Linked DNA regions of Homo sapiens: region 1 is linked to region 2. Evidence: chromatin contacts called from ENCODE Hi-C or POLR2A ChIA-PET data. All regions are on one chromosome and are shown on one strand. Each heading gives the region's core, a stretch centred on a gene start or an enhancer-like site at or near the end of the contact. The rest is flanking DNA. Distances are from core to core; before and after follow the strand shown. Region 1 overlaps REV3L (REV3 like, DNA directed polymerase zeta catalytic subunit). Region 2 overlaps REV3L (REV3 like, DNA directed polymerase zeta catalytic subunit).

The links. A loop is a pair of places that touch in the nucleus more often than their neighbours do. ChIA-PET counts read pairs that join two places held with the same protein, here RNA polymerase II (POLR2A). Pooled maps may share reads with other maps.
Region 1: a loop to region 2 is called in a map of GM18951, with 3 times the contacts of the local background. The contact joins two enhancer-like sites. A Hi-C loop is called at or near these places in 1 of 168 maps with a recorded cell type or tissue (GM18951), 2 of 37 single-sample maps with no recorded cell type and 4 of 50 pooled maps. POLR2A ChIA-PET finds 5 or more read pairs at or near these places in 5 of 52 experiments (AG04450, BJ, OCI-LY7 and 2 more).

What each region holds. Positions count from the first base shown.
Region 1 is chr6:111,404,760-111,408,017 of GRCh38, reverse strand. It overlaps REV3L (REV3 like, DNA directed polymerase zeta catalytic subunit), which reads left to right. Exons shown (of 32, transcript NM_001372078.1): 4 at 2,388-2,548. Among named protein-coding and RNA genes, the nearest start is that of REV3L, 77 kb to the left of the region's middle. Within about 2 kb of position 1,742, at least 3 of the 41 ENCODE cell types and tissues checked have a DNase peak (open chromatin) inside an H3K27ac peak, as active enhancers do; they include OCI-LY7, where a contact is called at or near this core.
Region 2 is chr6:111,300,627-111,304,164 of GRCh38, reverse strand. The region is part of intron 31 of REV3L (REV3 like, DNA directed polymerase zeta catalytic subunit); the gene reads left to right. Among named protein-coding and RNA genes, the nearest start is that of SLC60A2, 43 kb to the right of the region's middle. Within about 2 kb of position 2,094, at least 2 of the 41 ENCODE cell types and tissues checked have a DNase peak (open chromatin) inside an H3K27ac peak, as active enhancers do; they include OCI-LY7, where a contact is called at or near this core.

The DNA.
Region 1 (3,258 bases), core at 493-2,992, 100 kb before region 2:
TCATTTAGCCATTCTCCTTGAAAGATTTATCTATACTTTGTGTATCCAACTTCTTACCTCCCATTCATTGTTTGTTTGTTTTGAATTGGAATCTTGCCCTGTTGCTCAGGCTGGAGGTCAATGGCACGATCTCAGCTCACTGTAACCTCATCCTCCGGGGTTCATGCAATTCTCCTGCCTCAGCCTCCTGAGTAGTTAGGATTACAGGCACCACCACCACGTCTGACTAATTTTTTTGTATTTTTAGTAAGGACAGGGTTTCTCCATGTTGGCCAGGCTGGTCTAGAACCCCTGACCTCAAGTGATCCACCTGCCTCAGCCTCCCAAAGTGCTGGGATTACAAGCACAAGCCACTGTGCTCGGCTTTCCCATTCACTCTTTAACTTACTACAATATGGCTTCTACCCCAACCATTTTACTGAAAATTGCTTTCACTAATGACCTCTGTGTTGCTAAATCCAATTTTAGGTCCTTACTTTTTGACCTCATGGTGATGCTTATGGTGCCTTAAAACAATCCTAAATGTTAGCTTCTGTGATATATACCACCTCTAGTTTTTCTCATTCCAGTGTGATCAATCATATTTCTGCCATTTTGTTGGTTTACATTTTAACATCTATGGTTGTTTCTTAGAATTCTGCCTTAGACTTTCATCTTTACTCTGTATATTTTCTGTTCCCTCTACAGACTTATTTACTCCCATGGGTTTGTTTGGTTTTAACTTTTGTTTTTGTTTATCTTTATGCTTTTGACTTCCAAATGTATATGAATAGCCTCATTTCTCTCTAGAGCTTCTAAACAATATATCAAACCATCTACTGGATAGATGGAATAGCCGAGTGGTTAAGAGTGAGGGCTCACAAGGCAGAGAAATTTTGATTTGAATTTTAGCCCCTTTGTTTTTTTAAGACACAGGATCTTGCTCTGTTGCCCAGGATGGCATGCAGTGGCGCCATCATACCTCACTGTAACCTGGAACTCCTGGGCTCAGGTGGTCCTCCCACCTCAGAGCTCTTCTATCTTTTGTGTGATTTTTAAATCTAAGATAATTTCTTTATTTATAAAATGGAGATGATCGTACCACAGACTTGTAATAAACATTACTTGTAATAAAGTACGTTAGCACAGTATCCAATATATAGTGCTCAGAAATGTTAGTTACCTCTGCTGTGTTAATAAAATGATTATTATTTTCTTTATGATTCATTTCCAATATTATTATTGGATCCCCACTATACCTAAATGCCCTTGTGTCTAAATTGAGTTTATCCTTATTCCCCTTCCAAAAAATCCCAAACCAATTTTTCTTACAGTTCTTCCCCTTTCAAATAATTGCACCACCACTAACCAGCTGCTTAAGCAAGAAATCTAGGCATCACCCTCAGCCCCTTTTCTGTCTCACCCTTCACATCTAGTTAGTCATCAAGGCCTGATCATTTCACCCCTTATATGTCTCCTGAATCAGTACATTTCTATGATCCTTGTTATAGCCACCATCCTTAGTTTTTCCACAACAGCCTATTTACTCCTTACCTGTAGTCTTCTGTGTTCTATAGCTAGTCTGGTGATGTCACTTTTCTGCTATTCACCTCTCAGACAAATTTCACTACCTCTTCAAATGTCTTAACAGGCTCTTCATGCTCTTACTTCTCATTACTTCTCTATCCCTGCCTCTGACACTAGGTCACAGTCTTACTCAGTGGTTTCAGTTCCTGAATAAGCCGTGTTTTCTCGTGACCCTTTACATGTGCAGTTTTATTTACGTGAATACTCTTCCCTCTCTTCAGAGAAAAAAGTGCCTCTAGTTCATCATTTAGTCTCTTGCTTAGAGAGTTTCTCTAAGGTTTTGCAGAAACCACCTCTGTACCTCTATCTGTTTAGTATCTTTTCTAGATGTTTAATGTATTTCCCCACATAGTACTTAACTATGCTGTATATAATTGTCTGTTGTTTGTATTCGTCATCATGAAGGGAAAAAAAATACTCAGGAAAGAAAAATATCAAAATGGCAATACCTCTGAGTGGTGGGATTATAAGTAATGATTTCTTTTCCTTTTTTGAATATTAATCTTTTCAAAATTATTTGTTATTTTTAAAAGAAAAATTTTATTTTAAAAACCTTTTAATTTTTAAATATAGTTAGTATCAAATTGGTTTAAGACAAAATATTCTTCATCCATGCAGTTTTTTGTTATTCAGAACATGTTGCTTACTTGAAAACTTGATTGAAACTTTTAATTTCTAACAAAATACAAATTTCCGGTAAAATTGAGATGGAAATTTTGTGTGCTAATAAGTGCTTTGTTCTGTATATTTCTATAATCATTGTTTCATTTAACATTTTAGGGAACATAATTTTATGATAAAACTTTTTTTTTCTAATTTAGGATATGTGAACTTTTGCAAAGCGGAGCCATAATGAATAAATTTTACCAGCCTCATGAAGCGCATATTCCCTACCTCCTACAGCTCTTCATTGACTACAATCTTTATGGCATGAATTTAATAAATCTGGCTGCTGTCAAGTTCCGAAAAGCAAGAAGGAAAAGTAAGGTTAATTTTCAGTCAAATTAAATTTTTGTCAAATTAAAGTTTTGAAACAAGTGTTATATAGTCAGTGATTTATAAAATAATATATATTTAGAAAATAAATGTTGAGTGACTAAAGAATGAAAAGAAATACATGCAAAGTGGGATTAGAGATTGTCAGGAAAAGCATCTCAGAAAAAATTTTTTTTGGTAACAGCTTTATTGAGTTATAATTTATATCCGTTTAAAGAGGACAGTTTGATGGTTTTTAGTATACAGGCTACCTAAAAGGTATTGTGGGTTTAGTTCTAGACCACTGCAAAAGTGAACCCTTTACACTGCTTAGCAATTGATATGTATTGTGATTCTTTTTTTTTTTTAACCTCAGACCTTAATGTTACTTTTTATATTTTAGGAATAGTATATGATACACAATTCTAGAAATCCCTGGAGTTGTTAGAGCCTTGTTACTTTAGTCCAGCACTTCCCTGATGGTGTGAATAGCTGTAGGTTAGTGGACGTGTTGGTCTCTCAGCATTCCAGACGGATTCCTAAGTCCCTTGAGCCATCACCTCCACCACTGAACATCCTTGTCCATTTTATCTCAGTGGGCTGTGCAAGCATTGTTATTTTTCTTTGTGTGACATGACCTGAAAAATATTGCAGGCAGAGCTTTCTCTGGGTGAATTTGCTATTTCTTTAAAGTTCTTTATTTATAGAGCCGTTGAT
Region 2 (3,538 bases), core at 845-3,344:
AAGACCAATCAAGTGATCAGAAATAAGTGAAATTATGGAAATTGTAAACATTATAAGTCAGACCTTGTGATTATATATCAAACTCTGTAACCCAGTACCAAAAAATATACTTCTTAAGTGTTTCTAGAATGTTTTAAAAATATCTGGCCAGGTGTGGTGACTCATGCCTGTAATCCCAACACTTTGGGAGGCCAAGGCAGGTAGATCACCTGGGGTCAGGAGTTTGAAACGTTTGGCCAACATGGAGAAACCCCAGCTCTACTAAAAAATACAAAAATTAGCCAGGCATGGTGGCATGAGCCTTGTACTCCCAACTACTCAGGAGGCTGAGGCAGGAAAATCACTTGAACCCAGGAGGCAGAGGCTGCAGTGAGCCGAGATCACACCACTGAACTCCAGCCTGGGTGACAGAGCAAGACTCCATCTTAAAAAAAAAAAAAAAAAAAAAAAAAAAAAAAAAAAAGTCATAGTCTGTTAAAAAAAAAAAAAAAAAGCCTCGGCTGGGGATCATGGCTCACGCCTATAATCCCAGCACTTTGGGAGGCTGAGGCAGGAGGATCACTTGAGGGCAGGAGTTTGAGACCAGCCTGGCCAACATGGCAAAACCCCATCTCTACTAAAAATACAAAAATTAGCAGGGTATGGTGGCAGGCACCTATAATCCCAGCTACTTGGGAGGCTGAGGTAGGACAATCGCTTGAGCCAGGGAGGCAGAGGTTACAGTGAGCTGAGATTGTGCCACTGCACTCCAGCCTGGGCAACAGAGTGAGACTCCATTTCAAAAATAATAAATTAAAAATAAAATAATAAAAATTAAAATTTAAAATTAGCCAGGCATGGTGGCGGGCACCCGCAATCCCAGCTACTAAGGAGGCTGAGGCAGGAGAATCACTTGAACCTAGGAGGCAGAGGTTGCAGTGAACTGAGATCATGCCACTGCACTCCAGCCTGGGCAACAGAATGAGACGCTCTCTCTCATCTCAAAAAAAAAAAAAAAAAGAAAGAAAAGAAAGCCTCAGTACATTTCAAAAAGTAGAAATATTACAAATGAATGTAATACAATGCTATAAAATGGTAATTAATTACAAACTAAAAAAAAAAGTGATCCTTCCACTTGTAAATTCTGTTAAACAAAATGAAAACACTGCAAATCAGATTCTAGATGGCAGACCTCAGAGAAAAATTCATCACCTTAACACTGTTAATCATAAACATGAAAGAATGAAAGCAAATGAAGCAAGCATCTGACTGAAAAATTTTTTTTGAGACGGAGTCTCACTGTTGCCCAGGCTGGAGTGTAGTTGGTGCAATCTTGGCTCACTGCAACCTCTGCCTTCCAGGTTCAAGCAATTCTCCTGCCTCAGCCTCCCGAGTAGCTGGGATTACAGGCATGCACCACCACGCCCAGCTAATTTTCGTATTTTTAGTGGAGACAGTTTCACCATGTTGGCCAGGTGGTCTCAAACTCCTGACCTCAGGTGATCCACCTGCCTCTGCCTCCCAGAGTACTAGGATTACAGGCATGAGCCACTGTGCCCAGCCTTGACTAAATTTTTTTTGAACAAGAAAGCCAAAGGATAGTAAAAAGAATAAAGATTAAAGCAGATATTTTTTAAGTGCCTGCCTCCCTATGTGCTACAAAGTAGATGTCCGGGTTGGGGCACTAAAGTTTTAAATGTAAGCCTGAATCAAGCTATAATGCTCAGGGTTTAAACCAGTAAAGGATCTTGAAACTAAACACTGAGTTAAATTTAGTGAGTCAAGTAATTCCATCCTGGCTTATTTATCAGACAAGCACAGAAAGAGCTTAAATATTTATCAGTTTGTCCTGGCACCTGAATGTAACTGCAATTCATAGAGCTGTAATACAGAAATTCTATATTTGGGAATAGATTTGAGTCTCTTGGCAGAGATCTAATTAGCAAAGGCTTCATCATAGAACAGCATACTCAGTCTTCATGGAGCATACTGAAGCACATGTTTGTAAGCAGTCTGCTTGTGACAATATCATAATATTGGATACAGTAACCAGTCTACTTAGAAAAAGTGTGCCCTTCGGTTAACTGGAAGATAACTGGGGCAAAGAACAAAACTTCACTGGCCTGTGAGCCATCTCTGAAACTGAAACCCTTTGATAAATATAGATCAAAGAATTCACTAGAGCGTATTTGATTTCTCTTAAAAGACAATCCAGAGTAGTTGTTGCCATTTGGTATGGCTTTTTTAAAATCACTTGTCTACACTATTCAGGTGAAAGTCGGCCTGCATTTTCTTAACCTTTGGAGTCTTCATTGGCATCCTTTTTAATTTTTTTATGTTCTTCATGTTTTATAACCTTTTTTTTAACTATATATGCAACTTGAGACTTTAAAGTATTTTTAAAAATTGATCATTGTGTAAAACATTATAGTGCTTCTCTTTTTAAAAATTGCCTTATGATTTATTATTTTCCTTAAGATCAGATCTTATTATACATCCAAATCATCTGGGAAGCCTTAAGAAGTACAGATTCTTAGGCTTTCATGCCTGGAGATTCTGACTCATTATGGGTCTGGGATGGGGCACTTGTTTATTTTTAAGCTCATTGTTAGCCAGGGTTAAGAACCACTGGTCTGCACCACTACTTTCAAATTCACATTATTTGATTTTTTTTTTTTTTGAAATTTTACAGCTGGGTCTCTGGGGGTGACATCACATGTTGGCAGGTTCCTTGATGCCCCTTGAGCCACAAAACCAGCAAGTTTTTATTAGGGGTTTCAAAAGGGGAGGGGTGTACGAATAGGGAGTGGGTCACATGCTTCAAAGGCAGTAAAATATCACAACAGCAAAGAGGCAGAGTGAGATCACAAGGCCAGGGTGAAACTAGAATTACTGATGAAGGTCCATGTCGTGCTGGGCACACATTGTCATTGATAAACATCTTAACAGGAAACAGGGTTCGTGATCAGACAACCAGTCTGACTAGAATTCGCCAGGCTGGAATTTCCTAATCCTAGCAAGCCTGGGGGTGCTGCAGGAGGCCAGGGCATATTTCATCCCGTGTCTACAACTGCATAAGACAGACACTCCCAGAGTGGCCATTTTAGAGACCTACCCCTGAGAATGCATTCGTTTTCCCGGGGTTATTCCTTGCTGAGAAAAGAATTCAGCGATATTTCTCCTATTCGCTTTCTGAAAGAAGAGAAATATGACTCTGTTCTGCCAGGCCCTGCAGGCAGTCAGATTTTATGGTTATCTCCCTTATTCCCTGCAAATCGCTGTTATCCTGTTCTTTTCAAGGTGCTCAGATTTCATATTGTTCAAACACACATGCTTTACAAACAATTTGTGCAGATAACGCAATCACCACAGGGTCCTGAGGCGATATACATCCTCAGCTTACGGAGATGACGGAATTAAAAGATTAAAGACAGGCATAGGAAATTATAAGAGTATTGATTGGGGAAGTGATAAATGTTCATGAAATCTTCACAATTCATGTTCAGAGATTGCAGTAAAGACAGGCATAAGAAATTATGAAAGTATTAATTTGGGGAAC